Linked DNA regions of Mus musculus: regions 1 and 2 are each linked to region 3. A link is a loop called in an ENCODE intact Hi-C map of the cell type or tissue named here. Cell type or tissue: left cerebral cortex. All regions are shown on one strand.

Region 1 (5,000 bases), 790 kb after region 3:
AGGATGTATAAATATGTTTAAGACTACAGTTTTTCTTTAAAGATTAAAAATTTAGTATATAATGTAATCATACAGCAGGTTATTAATTCCTACACACACACACACACACACACACACACACTGAGAGGGAGGGAGGGAAAGAAAAGGAGGAAAAAAAGACATAAAAATCCTTGTTAAAAAATAATTACCAACCAGGAGGAATTTCAACACCCAAAGAGATCTGGCAGTATGTGCAAATATTTGCTACTGTCAGGGCCAAAGGGGTGTCACTGGCCTCTAGTGGACAGAGTACAAAGACTCTGCTGAATGTCCTGTCACTACAGGAGACAACCCCAAAAGAAATGGGTATGTGGCTCGAAAAGGAAAAGGCTGTAGTGAAGACCCAACTTGTTTTATTGAAAGCAAAAGGCAATTGGAACAATCTACGCTTGACTTCACAGTAATTTGTTTCTTTATTGTGCTAAATAATATCTCTAATTTCTTGAAAGGAACCTAGAACACCAAGTGAAAAGAACTGGTCAGAGCAGATCTGCTCCTTACACACGGAGATAGAGGTTTTAACATAGTATCCAAGGACCTCCTAAGACAGAAATGTAGGTGGTACCTTGGAGATCATCTGTTACTCTAATGGAAATGTACCATCCAGTCTAGAAGGCTCCCCCCCCCCATACCTGCTTATTCCTTCTACAAATATAGAAACTTCTTTTGAACTTAAGAGAACATATTTTTAAGTGTCCATTGTATGATTCCCCACTCATTCTTTTTTCACAACACAATAAGTCTACATGAAATGTCCTGATCCTGCTAAGTAAGAGTAGCATGTCTCAGGAAAGATATTTCCTAGAAATATCTTCTGATTTTATGTTGTTACGACTTTGGAAGATTGGATTTTTTTAACTGTATCTTTTGAATAACTAAAATTCAATTTGGTCATTTAAAGGTCTAAGATGTCATTTTAAGTACCACCGGAACATATTCATGGGTGCTTTAACTTTGTGGAAGTTTTTTTAAAACCAATTGAATCTTTATTTGACAGTCAATGTGCGCCCTCTACCGAACAGGACATATATAACCTCGGATATGTCTTAAATCATAGGACAAATCAAACCACAAAACACACACCACTGCAAGCATCTTTCTAGTTCGTTTGAAAAATAAATAAATAAAACTATAAACCTAACATATTCTTTGACTTAAAAAAATGAAGATGAACTGTTCCGTGCACATTAAAGAGACCCACTATGAAAGAACTTCCAGAAAACCCCTAAGCGACAGTGGCAATAAGAAAATTACAACCACTGCTATTCAACGTTTAAGACCCGAGCTGTATTTAATACGGTATTTATTCGGTATAGCCCCTTTGCTTAAATACGCGCTTCTGTATCAGAGAGAGAAACAGTTACACTTTTACACTGTATCATCGATTCTAGAAGTTTTAAGCTCTCAAACATGATGGTGAATTGCCAACAAACAAAACCTACTGTGGTGGTTGAAGCGAGTACCCCGGGGATTATCAGAAAGAACAAAGTTCTTCCCCCTCCAGCTGTGCATTACCAGATCCCTGAACACCAGGAAGCTGGTCCATCCGCCCGGAGCTGGGACCTCCCGCCTGAAGAGGATGTGGACAGACCGGTGCAGTGCGGCGCGCCCTGGGCTTGCTTCTCTGGCTGGGGAAGCACGCTCTGGTGTCCCAGCTCTTACCTGCGCTCTAACCAGGAGACAGCTACTGAGAATCAGCCATCCACAAATGTAGGTGAAAGTCTCCAGCCAGGCCATGTCCAAAACTGCCCAAGGCAAAAGCAGTCTGTATCCCAGGCTCGCTTACTTGTCCAGTATGGACCAAACTTGTGATGGGGAGCGAGGCACCGCTGGGCAGCTGAGGCGCGGGAGTCACTAGCCAGGACTCTCGGGGGTCTGGCTGCCTGCGCCCCAGAGTCTGGAACCCCGTCCTGAGGGCTCTGGGTGGTCCCGCCTTCTACCGAGGACAGCTGCAGGGAGGGGGCGGAGGACGCCAGTGCGTCCTTTGCCAGTCACTCAGTCCGCAACCCAGGAGCTCAGATGCCATGCGATCCCGAAGCAGGGCTGCAGCCAGGCTTGACTCTCGGTGTGTCTGCTTCGCTGCACTGGGCTCTGAGTCCCCAAGCCATCTCTGGGAATGCCCTAAGTCCTCAGAGGAATGGCCCAAAACTTTCCTCCTGCCCAGATGCGCACTGACCATCTGCCACCAAGATGCCAGTGTGATAAAGGCTTCCTGAGACCTGTAGGGTTAGTCTCTGCAGCTACCCACAGCACAAGTTCTCCGATTCATTTTCTCCTCACTACAATGATATGGCAGATATGGGAGGGGTGTGTGTGTGTGTGTGTGTGTGTGTGTGTGTGTGTCACACAAATTACTAATGAGAAATAGCATTTTGACGATAAAAGGACTCAGTCCTGTGGAAGCTCAAAGTCCCAAAAGAAATATTTCAGTTATTTCTAGCAACATTTTGTTGGTTTTTTGCTTGCTTGCTTGCTTGCTTGCTTGCTTGCTTGCTTGCTTGCTTGATTTTGTTTTTCAGTTATGGGTTATTGTTTGTTTTTGTTTTGCATTTTGGGAGTTTTGCCTCTGAAGACACGTTCTGATCAGGACGGACTGGTGCAGTAAACCGTAGCTTCTGTCCTCCAAGCTCACCGAAGCTCCAAGCTCACAGGGTTTTGTGTTGATCATCAGGTTTTGCCTTCAATCCTTTAAATGCAGCTCTTAGAAAGGCGTGCTCAAAATGAAAGCTTATAGCAAATACTCCAAAACCACTAGCTTCTTGCTAAACCCTCTTCCTGTACTCTCACGTGCTTTAATAGTAATTTTGTTCCTCAGAGTTGATGGTCAGAACATGGTCTGCCTGCCCCTTCTTCTCACTGTACCCTCCCATGGCAGAAACTGTGAAGGTATCTCTCTGGGATCCCTCATCAGGGTATTGCTACTATTTATTGGACCCTTAGATTGCAAGCATATGAATTCTGGGAGAACATAAGCGTTAGGTCCAGTTGTACACTCAAAACTTTATCGGGAAAGTTGAGTTTAAGATGCAGCGCCCTCTAAGGGAGATGCTCAGTAAGTGTATATATTATAGTTACTATTGATGATGGTGACGATGATGGTGGTGGTGGTGATGATGAATGATGATAATGATTGTGGTTGTGACAACTCAATCTATGACTGAGCAAAGGACTATGTTGAATAGAAGAATATTGTCTGTACTTGCAATATTCTGTATAACCGCTGCTATGGCTGTACACCTTTATTCTCACCTTAACTTCTAATACTTTAATCAATGTCAAGGGCTTTTTTTTTTCCTTTTTAATGTATCTAAATCTACCAGTGTTTTGTTTTGCAATGCTATGGATCAAATCAGGGCCTCCAGATACAAGTTAAGGTCTACCACTGAGCTAGCTCACCATTTTATCGTGTCAATTTTATGCCAAAATATTGAATACTTGTTTTTTGTATAAACTGGAAAATGTAGAATCTTTTCATCAAAATCGTTTCTCATTCTTTTGTACCATTAATAATTTTTAATTAGCTTGTTTAAAGTATTCAATTTAATAGCAATTTAACAGGTTCTCTAAGTACCCAGTATCCATGTAAGACTCCTACTGTCCTACATTGGACGCCAAAAATTTTTCTACATAAAAAAGTAACATTTTTAAAATAACAAAATAGCTTCTCATTGACCAAAATACAAGTGACTCCCCCTCCCCCGATTAAACTCAAGGATGTGGAAACATGTTTCTTCAAAGGATTCCTTCCTCCTAGAGATTTTTTTTAAGTCATAAAATAAAGTATGTCACCAAGTAGTCAGACTACAAAGGGGCAGGAAGGCTTCCAGAAGATTCTGATATTGTCTTCAGTAAAGTGGGGAGATTTTCTGTAAGATTAAGGTGCCAACATCTTTCAGGCTCTAAGGGCCCTGGGAGCCAGTAGTCCAGGAAGCCTACTTTCATCCTGTCACAACAAATGCTAGTGCAGACCCGTGGGCTAATGCACACAGCTCTGGCTTCCTGATCGGCAGTTCCTCTCTTTACAAGTCAGGATTTTCCAAGCAGCAAAACGCAAATAATCTGGAGGCTTTTAAGAATAAAAATGGCTGAGACAGATAGACAGCTATCAGACTAATGAATAAACATACCATTATTTACTAAAGAGTCTATTTTCATATATGTGTGTGTGTGCATATTCATTTATGTGGGGATGCCTCCTTCCCTCGTGTGTGTGTGTGTGTGTGTGTGTGTGTGTGTGTGATTTTTTTTTTCATGTTTTATTTTGTTTGAAACAAAGTCTCTTATTTGCCTGGAACTCACCAAGAAGGCCAAGCTGGCTGGGCAACCCATCCTAAGGACATCTGTGTCTTCCATCTCCCAAGCACTGGGGTTTCAAGCATGCACCATCCCTTCCAGACCTTTCCACATGAGCTCTGGAGACCAAACCCCAATCATTATGCTTACTTTTGCCGGCTGAGCTGTCTTCTCGGCCGAAGAATCTATCTTTTTAATGGGGAAGATCTTTTGAAGGCTAAAAGTTTAATAGCATCCTCTAAAATCCCAAGTGCAGCTCCCCAGAAGGGTTAAGGAATAAAGCGGGAGTTGCAGCTGAGTGAGCAGAGCCTCTTGCCATTTACCCAGAGAGGAATCCCATTCATCAACCCCAGATGTCAAGGACCTCTGGCAAATAACTTTCCAGTTCCCTCAGCTGTAATATCTGAGCCTCTGTCCTGGAGGTCCTCTGCCTGGAGCTCTGGAAAAAGGCAGCAGCAACAAAGAGCAGGGAGAATCCTGGGCATTTACAGGGAGGAATGGGCCAGATACATCTATCTATAAGGAAAGAGGGCCCCACAAGGGCAGTGCTTCTGTCTAGAGACCATGCTGATGTGAGAACTGAGATAACAACCAGGCCAACAAAACTCCTATCATCCACTCTACAGAGTTACATAAATGACAGCAGGCTTGGTATCTGTCAATACCTT
Region 2 (5,000 bases), 370 kb before region 3:
AGCATGCTGCCATATTTTATCAGATTTACAAACGTTTTTCCCAAATGGCCTGTCTTATCATGGTGAAAAGCATAGAAGGCAAAGATAAAAACTATTCTATTTTAGACCTGACCTGGAAAGGTCCTTGTAACATCAAAGTAGACACACAAACATACAGAGAGAATGAGATGAAAAGTGAGTCCTCTAATGTAGGAGAGTTGGCTAGCACATATCACTAGATGAGAAAAGCAATTTGGAAGATAATCATCTACTCTCTCTCTTTCTCTCTCTTTCTCTGTGAGAGAGAGAGAGGGAGAGGGAGAGAGAGAGAGAGAGAGAGAGAGAGAGAGAGAGAGAGAGAGACCCCAAAAGAGCAGTGAAATCAAGGAAATGCCTTATGACAGTGGTTTTCAACTTCTGTGCTGCAACCTACTTGACAAATCTCTTATCTCCAAAAATATTTACATCATAACTCATAATAACAGCAAAATTACAATTACAAAGTAACAACAACAACAACAACAATAATTTTAATGGTTGGGGTCACTACAACAAGAGGAACTGTTTTAAGGGGTAATAGCCTTAGGAAGGTTGAAAACCACTGCCTTAGAAGTATATGTCAAGTCATGAACACAGTTGCATTAAAAATGGAAATAAACAGTAAATCACAGACTAGGTCAGAATATTTAGCCAACCTGATGTTCCTGGTGTTATTTTAACATCTCTGTGGAGAGTACAATCACATATACAAAGCTAAAAACAAAGAAGCCTGTTCCCTTTTATAAATGGCAACGATGATACTATTAAGAAGGAAATTCTATGATTCTATGAGATAATGCATGCACAGTGCCCAGATGGTAGTATCTATGTAGCACGTGTTCTTGTACACATTACACATAAAGGACAACATAATTCAGCAATGTAGAGTGCCCACCTAGTTTGTTCCTGTTTGATAGCAGAGTTGCAGTGCAGTGGAGAACATGAGGGAGGGCAGCCTGCACTAGCTCCCATCTGGAAATGCTCTGGATTGCTTCAGAGAGGGCCGGGGACAGGCCATGCAGCTTGTTTTCCACCAACACTCGTTCAAAGGACTGCAGATTTCAGTTTTTAAAAAGCATACAAAATAAAGAATTGGAGACTATTTAAAACAGCAATGCTAAAACACTGCATACACCAAAAGATAATTATAGAACTCAGTTTTTAAGGAACACTCCTACTATTGCCAGACATACACTGACCTGCAGTGAGTCAACCATAAATCATTGTCAGTTGTCAATTTGTAGGCTTAAAATGATCTCTATTTTTATATCTGTTAAAATATACTTCTTCACATAGCAACCCATTTGTTATCAAGATATATTATATCTTATATTTATTTACAATATAATATTTATTTCATATACTACATTATATATACATAAGCATGCATATGTAAACTTATAATATTTATAATATAGTATTATATTTATAATATATGCTATTGAAATGTTGCTTCCATATTCAAAGCAGCTCCCACAGCTCTAGACCAAATCAAAATGTGTTTCATGAAAGTATCTTGAGAAAAGGAATTTATGTCAGTGTACTCAACAGGTGTGAACTGTGATAGGAGACTAGTTCAGGAAATCTGATTTGGGGCCACAGACTCATTTTATCTTCAAAGCAATGATACATTAAAGGAATTTCTTAACTAAACCAGGAAGAGAGAGGAGGGAAACAGCCCCAAGTGAGCCACCTTTGCCTTGGGTTTCAAAAAACTCTCCGTCCTTGTCAAGAGTAAAGAAAACTCCAAGAAACAGTTTGACCTATACACGTTTTGCTTTGTTTTGTTTTTCAGTACTGACCAGCTATTAGAACAAAGTCAATACATATGACACGTGTGCAATCGTCTTGTAGAGGGCTCTACCATAAACCCTGCATATTCTAAGGTACTCGTAACTATTAAGCTATTTGGCAAACTTGAATTGTTACAGGCATTATCTAAGAGAACTATTTCTTTTCTTACTTAAAAAGAAAAAGCAAAACAACAACAACAACAACAACAAAATCCTAAGTTTTATAAATTGATAGGTACACAGATATGTCAAAGAGGATGAATTGCTCAATCTCATAATCTCAAGGAACTGGGTAGTTAGTGCAATTTCTTCTTACATGTTGCTAATGTAACCTTTAATAGCTTAAGAAACTCCAGAGTTCTGTCCTTTATTGATATCAATTTTCCCCATCCCCTATTTATCTGCTTATCCATGTGTGAAACATAGCTACTTGGTATTTTGTGAGCACTTTAAAAACATCAGATAGCTCTTTACCATGAACAGAGAAAAGTCTTGGCTATTTTAAGCTGAGTAAGTATCAGCATGCTTTAAGGACGGGCTTAAGGTGTTAAGTTATTGTAATAACTCCGACACAAGAAATTCCACTGACAATACTGACAAGAAAGACATGTTTGAGAGTATCCTTGTGACAGCTCAATAAAGCCAATGCCTCCATGTTCCTGTGCATGTGTGCACATGTGCTTAACTCTCCAGTTGATTTGTACCATGGTTTGTAGATCTGATACTTCAGAAGTCCATACTAGAGTATCATCCACACAGCTTCTTACAAATACGTTTGGCAGCTTAGAAATGGACAGCTTTACACTTTCCCACTATACTAAATAGGATCCAAAGCCATCTGTGGGTCTGTTAAAATCCATTTCACTCTTGCGTCATGATTTCATGTCTTATTTTCTCAGTTTGCAAAATAGATCTTATATGGCTATGGGATTCCTTTCCAACCTCAGGACGAGTTCACTTCACTCTGTATTAATACCGATAGCGTTATTTTCATAAAGATTTAGATCATTCACTTTCAACTTTCAGAACTGCAGAATGTATGAAAGACATAAGAGTACAGAATTGGTTATTAAGTTATTTAAGTACTCCACAGTCATTCACTGCATGAATAACCAGCACATAATTGTCCCTGTTTTGTTGACTAACTATTTGATTTTTAATCTTCCCTAAAAGGCCCTCCTGAGCCTAGTTCTTCTCTCTCCACCTTCTCTTCTACTGCTCCATCAATAACTCCCATTACACTGGCTTATTCACACTTGATTCACACTTATTCACATTTGATGCTAAGGTCCTTTGTGGTTTCCTTGGCTCTCCTCTCAATATGGGATGTCTTCCTGTACACCTTGTGTCTTTGCCCATGCATCACATTAACAATTAAGCCTTATCTAATCATTGTCTATGAAATAACCCCCTTACCACATCTCTTCTGATATACTTTGTTACTTTTCTCCACAGTGTGTCTCACCATCTATCTTATTAAGTATTTTATGTATCTAGTCGTCTGTGTTCTTTCTGCCTCCTGCTAGTGTGTAAACTCTGGGCTTTGTTTATGTCTTTGCCCTACCCCAACAGGATGGAACTATGTCTGGTACATGGTAAATGCTCACTGATATTTGTCAGTTGAAGTAACTTTTGGCGTTAATAGGATTCAGTCTTTCCTCGGGGTAAATTATCATACAGAGAGAATATGGAAATAATCATTAAATGGTGAGAATCACATACCACACAAGAGGCTTCATATTGCTTCCCCAGTTTAGGCCTCAAAAATGCACTGAAAAATTAGTAAAGGTTTTTGTTATAAACATGAGCAAAACTATTTTTAAGGCATCTCTATGACATATTTTTCAATGACTAGGGCATGGCGGTATGAAACTCAGACTTCATGCTTCTGTATCGCTTGTTGATGAGCAGATATTGGATAGCTGACAACATTTGCTATTACACATTAATTACACACACGAAAAAGACTTTGCTCTTCATAATTTCCCATGCCGCTCTTATTTTGAAGACTTTTTTCTTAACTATTAAAATTCTAAATCGTCCATGGTCAGAATTGGTGCATTCCCCGTGCATGCAGTTATCTTTCAAACTGAAAAATGAGCTCGGATGTGGGTCATAATTCCCAGCGTCTTATTTTTATATGTACTCAATTTCTAAAATAACGAGAAAGCCCTTTACTGTTTATTGGCCGGGGTGTCAGGCCTGGCCAGGTGAAAGAAATCTATCAAAAATCATTTTGCCCAGGGGCTTTAACCATGAAGACGAGGCTGGCTGTATCCAAGCAAACATGGTTAACAAGTGGGCACAGCAGACATGCCAAACAAGCTAGAAAACAACAGGTCACCAGGCAAGGATTACAGCAGGAGATGGAGGGGGAATTGGAGGCGCAAGCTGGTTCAGTCCCAATTACCTTCCTAGCTCCCCGCCCCCTCTGCCCAGGCTCTCTGCCCTCCCATCCCTACCTCCTCAATAATGTATATATTTATTAGAAAACTGACAATCTGCTTGTTGTCAAACTTCAGTGAGATCTATCTATATTTTTTCATGCGTGCTTTTAAGTGGGTGCAGAGGGCTGTCTTTCCACCCTAGAGACGTTGCTAGCTGCAGGCTGCGGCACGGCCTCAGTGGCGGGGTTGGTTGCGGTGGCGACGACCCGGCGACCCCCCGAGCGCCACCTCTTGCCCCGCGCCCCTCACCTGGTTTGCCGCCACAGGAAGGTCTGGATGGGCAGAGGGATGCCGCGGCCGCCGTCCTGCTCCTGGCCCTCGGAGCTCTTCCTCTTCACCATGATGGTGGCTCCCGGGAGTCCTACCGCAGAACCCAGCGCGGGTTCCTCGCCGGCCGCCGCCGCCTCCTCGTCGCGCTGCTCCCCCCAGCTCTCATCCCCTCCTTCCCCGAGGCAGAGGCGGCTCTCCTCGCCGCCGGCCCCCGGCTCTCGCCCCTTCCCCCAGCCCTCCCCGCGCGCGGAACATGGCTGATGGAGGAGGGGAGGGCCGGAGGAGCGGCGCGGCGCGGAGGGGGGCGCTCGGAGCAGACGGCCGGCCCGCCGCCCCCGCGCCCTGCTTTCAGCACCTCCCACTGTGGACAGCGGCCCGCGCGGGGCAGCCCAGCCGCGGAGCAGAGCCGGGGGCCGGGGCTGCAGCTGCGGGGTGGCCGCGGGAGTCCACGCTCCGCATGGCACGGGCACGC
Region 3 (5,000 bases):
AAATATACATTATAATTTTTCTTTTTTATAACAAAGTGTATGTTTGAACAAATTCAATAAGGAGCATAAAATAAACTATTTCAATGTTTGGACATTTATTTACTTACTTATTATTCATCCATTTGTAAGCCTGGGGATTAAGTCTAGGACGTCACATATGCTGGGCAAGTGCTGTACCACTGAGCTACATCCTCAGTCCTGGAGACTTACTTCTAAATGGAGAAATGTCACAGACTTTATGTCAGACATCTTTTTTATTGACAGCCATGGGGCTCATGGGACACTGATTGTGTCACTAGGCTGTCAGCACCACGTGGCTTAAAATTTTGATGGAAAAGTAGGAACTACAAATCCAGACAAGCACAACTTTTCACATGATATTTCATAACTCAAGATTCCATTCTCATTAGAACTCTCTTTCAGTGATATTACAAAAATTTGCCGAAATTGCGTTTTCAGAATGAATGCTGACTCTTCATATGTTCACTAAAACTGAAAACTGTCAGACTCTCTCAACCATCTACCTCCATAATCAGAAATATGGAAGCATGGGAATTTAAACAGGTTCCTCAAATAGGCCACCACTATTCCTGGTATACTTGTAGGTAAATAGGAAGAAAATTACATTGTGATTTCATTTTCATTTGTTTCAATGCTTAAATTTTCCTCTTGAAGATTCTCTTTAAAACCTGGGTATTAGAGATATTATTTTAATATTTTTGAATTTTTTTTAGAAATCTTTTTGTTGTCATCATTTCTGATTTAAGTTAAATGTGGTAAGCAAATAGATTTTGAACAATGTTTCTTTAATAGTATCTTGAAGCTTCTTAGCACAGAATACAGCTTGTTATGTTCTCCACCCCAACCCTATGTGTGTGTGTGCACGTGTTTGTTTGCATGTGTGTGTGTGTAAAGAACATTTTTTGTTCTTGTTGAAAATTACCTATGAAGGTGCAGTTGACCTTGCTGCCAGGCTGCTGTGCCACCTGCAGAACTTCCTGGGAAAGTTTCCACATTGTATTGTGAAACCTCCCTAGGGGTGAACTTCCCTGGATGCCACACTTGCCAGGTAAACACTGTAGGAGCCAGAAGAGGAAGAACACACCAGGAGGAGGGAGGTCTTTCTTCACGTGCAGGCTCCCTCTGCTGCTGAAGCTTGCTGGAAGGGGCTTTACTACATTAAGTTCCAGCATGGCACATACCCCCAAGAAGAGTGGATTTGAAGCTAATAGGTAGCTCTGGCTAGTGTGCCCAAAACAGAATCATGTGGAGAACTCTTGCTAATATTTATTACAATGTGGCTTGTTTTTATCACACGGCAAACTAGTAGGGGGGGTCATATCAGTAACAAAGCTAGAAATTCAAACTTCTTGAGGTAATCTACTTACTAAGTGGAATCATGTCACTTTCTTATGATTCTCCTTTACTACTTATAAATAAAATAAAACTGCTCTACAGATAAATGAATTTATCATTAGATGGTGCTATATGCCCATGTCATTTAATATTTTCCCAATAGCTAGCATTTTATTTTAATAATTGTGGCTTTATAAGTTTATGTAAAGGCAACTTGAAATTAAGAAATTTACAAATTACCTAAAATTTAAGTAAGATATGGCAAACTAGGTGCATTTTTTTTTTTAGCAGAACAGCAACAAAGCAAAGCAAAACCCTTAGAAAATGCACAGCTTGTGTGTGATTAACATTGACCTGTGAACATGTACCTTGGCTACACACCACTGTACCAGGTGAGTCTGTTGCTATTGCTGTGGGTGCTGGGCATCTTTCTCCCCATTTAAATCTGTTCATCTTGATAGGGCTAGAGATATCAGAATTTGAGCAATCTTAAGGCTGTAATACGAGAATCTGACCCATAGTAAGGTCCGCCTCCCCCCCACCCCCCATCTGTTACTGCATTCTGAATCATCTTTCCGTTCTCCATTTCTGAACTTAGAAAAAACTTGAATTTTTCTACCTGATCCAATAAATACCAAAAAGGAACAAAGTAAAGAATAACCTACTTGGACTTAGTGGCATTCATTCACTCATGCAAAATTATACGGTGTCATCATGTTGTCTAACAAAGCAGTCTGTAGTGAAAAAGATAAAATATCTAAAATTTCCTGAAGGAAGTGTTAAAGAAATAGTGCATATAAGGTAATTATGTATGCTTTATGTATGTGTGAGTGTATGTTCTAGAGTATAGATAGGGTCTCATCCTGCAGCCCAGAGTGGCATGGAAGCTTAGCTCTTCTGTATCCTTTTGAGTGGTAGGATCTCAGGTGGTTCTTAAGACCAAACAGATTAGTGTTGAAATATTTATTTTAACATCTTCAAAATGCATAACTTCTCGTTAAAACCTGAAGTTCCTGTGTATAGTGAACTGTGTATGCTCCTGTACGTAGCCATTTAATTTCAGAAGGCCTGTTTCCTTATCAGAGAGGGATAGGTGTGGATTCAGTGGTCTGTGTAAAAATTTGTTTTTGTTTGAATTTAAAAAGAAGTATGTTTTGAACATTTGAGAAGTAGAATTTAGATATTATAGCAGAACTTTTCAGATGTTTAGTGCCAGCATTACTGTCACACTTCCCTGACAGTTCCTCTGATATTCCATGAGATGGTGCTATGTCACTATATGATGAGTTCCTATTTGCTATTTCTCATAGCCTGTCACAGAGTTATGGGTTGTAACTATTATTTCAAAAACTATTACAGCAAAATGATATATATAATTTATAAGAAAACAATTAGTGATCAAAAATTACTATTTAAATTAAAAGTTGAAAATTTTCATTAAGTGACAGATAATAAGCATACTAATAATTGTGGAGCATATGTTAGTCTACACTGAGAACTGCCTTTCCAACTTAACATAAGCTTTCAAGTGTGACTGAGGAGTGATTGATTTAGTTATATAATAGATTTATAGGGAAAACATATCTTTCTAACTATGTGCAGTAGTCCTACTAGCTCATAAATGCTCCATGTCATCGGTACCTGCCTAAATAATAATTAACGTCAGCTATATCTATTAGAGGTCATAGAGTCAATCAGGAGATAAATACAGGATTAACCCGGGTTCAATCATAAAAATAGGAATTAACCATTTCAAGCAGATAGTGATTTGATATAGTATTGTTTTTCCCAGTGTTTGGGAAGGTTAAATAAATGAAAATGGTGATGGAGAAGGCAGGTATATTTTCGGAGACTCAGAGAGAGTGGGACTCATGTTTGTTGCCCTGTGTGGTGGATCAGAGGCAGACAATGATGACACCTCTCGGAGACAAAAAACAGCTGCCAATGCTGCTCTATAGAACTGAGGCTGTGATTTGCCTTGGGATGCGATGCCATTGTGACAGTCATACTGAGAGAGAATTCAAGGTGTTTGCTGCACAACTCATACCTGCTGAATCTCAATTCCTGATTGCAGGATTCTCTACCAATGTCTTATTTGTACAGGAGTTCAAGAAAATACATGGTAAGGAAATTAGGGAAGTAGTTCCCAGGTGTTTTAGTTAGGGTTTTACTGCTGTGAAAAGACACCATGACCAAGGTCAGTCTTACAAAATACAACATTTAATTGGGGTTTGCTTACAGATTTAGAGGTTCAGTCCATCATCATCAAGGTGGGAGCAGGGCAGCATCTAGGCAGGCATGGTGCACACAGAGTTGAGAGTTCTACATTGTAATCTGAAGGCTGCTAGTGGAAGACTGACCTCCAGGTAGCTAGGTGACACTCACAGTGACACATCCAACAGGGCCACACCTACTAATAGTGCCACTCCTGGGCAGAGCATGTATAAACCATCACACCAAGGTTGTGGCCATAATAATAAACAATACAATGTATAAGAGAGTCAAACAGTGCTTAGTGTTGCAAGCAATTCCCAGCACACATTGTGTGGGATGTTTGTAAAGGTCCACTACTCTTGACAGCTGAATGTTGTTGTCTTTTTAAAGATAATTTTATAAAGTATTTATTTTTATCCATTCATGTGAAAAATTCTGTTGGTTTAACTGGGTCTTTGTATTCTTGTAGAGAAATTTTAAGATAAGAAGTCAAGAGTAATCTACTTGTTAGTAGATCTTTTTTCTTTCTTTCTTTCTTTCTTTCTTTCTTTCTTTCTTTCTTTCTTTCTTTCTTTCTTTCTTTCTTTCTTTCTTCCTTCCTTCCTTCCTTCCTTCCTTTCTTTCCTCTCTCTCTCTCTCTCTCTTCCTCCTTTCTTTCTTTCTTTCTTTCTTTCTTTCTTTCTTTCTTTCTTTCTTTCTTTCTTTCTTTCTTTCTTTCTTTCTGGGGTTAAATCTAAGGCTTTGCACAAGTAAACAAGCACTTTATGACTGATCACATCCCCAGCCCAATGTATCTCTTTACCGAATCCTAGTATTGTAAGCATTCTCTCTTATGAAGACAGAAAGAGCAAGGGTATTTGTTGAAATCCAAGAACTGGCTCTTGGTTTTTTGTTGTTATTTTGCTTTGTTTGCTTATTTGGATTTTTTTTTTTTGGTTTTGGTTTTGGCTTGGGTTTTTGTTTATTGGTTTTTGTTTTGTTTTTTGTTTTGGTGAAATGTTTTCAAATAATTTAAATGCATATTTACACCAACATTGGAAGCCTAAAAGCCTTTAAGTTTGAAAATTATGACAGACCAAAAAGGAAAAGAGATGAAGGAAGGACATCTGTGAGATGGCTGAGCTGCAAACCCTGACAACTGGATTTCGATCCTTGGAACATGGTTGGAAGAAAGAACTAACTGACCCTTTAATTTGTCTTCTGGCCTCCACAAACATGCTGAGACATTGTACTGGCTAGTTTTTTGTCAACTTGACACAGCTGGAGTTATCATAGAGAAAGGAGCTTCAGTTGAGGAAATGCCTCCATGAGATCCAACTGTAAGGCATTTTCTCAATTAATGATCAAGGGGGAAAGGCCCCTGTGGGTGGGACCATCTCTGGGCTGATAGTCTTGGTTCTATAAGAAAGCAGGCTGAGCAAGCCAGGGGA

What was found. Peaks named below come from ENCODE experiments on the same cell type or tissue, not always from the same donor. Only the 100,000 strongest peaks of a DNase experiment are listed, where the experiment ranks them.
Region 1: a loop joins it to region 3, with 9 times the contacts of the local background. A loop is called at or near these places in 22 of 42 quality-filtered maps.
Region 2: a loop joins it to region 3, with 2.9 times the contacts of the local background. A loop is called at or near these places in 2 of 42 quality-filtered maps.

What each region holds. Positions count from the first base shown.
Region 1 is chr1:65,308,372-65,313,371 of GRCm38, reverse strand. Pth2r (parathyroid hormone 2 receptor) reads right to left here and starts at 2,115. Exons shown (of 13, transcript NM_139270.2): 1 at 1,702-2,115. The coding sequence starts at 1,776. In left cerebral cortex, CTCF peaks have their summits at 290 (motif pointing left), 1,045 and 3,074; DNase peaks (open chromatin) are centred at 1,054, 1,738 and 1,992; H3K4me3 peaks cover 1,160 bases.
Region 2 is chr1:66,468,046-66,473,045 of GRCm38, reverse strand. It overlaps Unc80 (unc-80, NALCN activator), which reads right to left. Exons shown (of 65, transcript NM_001368824.1): 1 at 4,508-5,000; 2 at 3,534-3,582; 3 at 914-1,070. The coding sequence starts at 4,599. Among named protein-coding and RNA genes, the nearest start is that of Unc80, 2.6 kb to the right of the region's middle. In left cerebral cortex, no CTCF peak of the experiment used is centred here; DNase peaks (open chromatin) are centred at 1,021, 2,627, 4,119 and 4,847; H3K4me3 peaks cover 2,752 bases; H3K27ac peaks cover 1,298 bases.
Region 3 is chr1:66,097,646-66,102,645 of GRCm38, reverse strand. No RefSeq gene overlaps it. Among named protein-coding and RNA genes, the nearest start is that of Gm51629, 130 kb to the left of the region's middle. In left cerebral cortex, a CTCF peak has its summit at 2,611; a DNase peak (open chromatin) is centred at 2,592.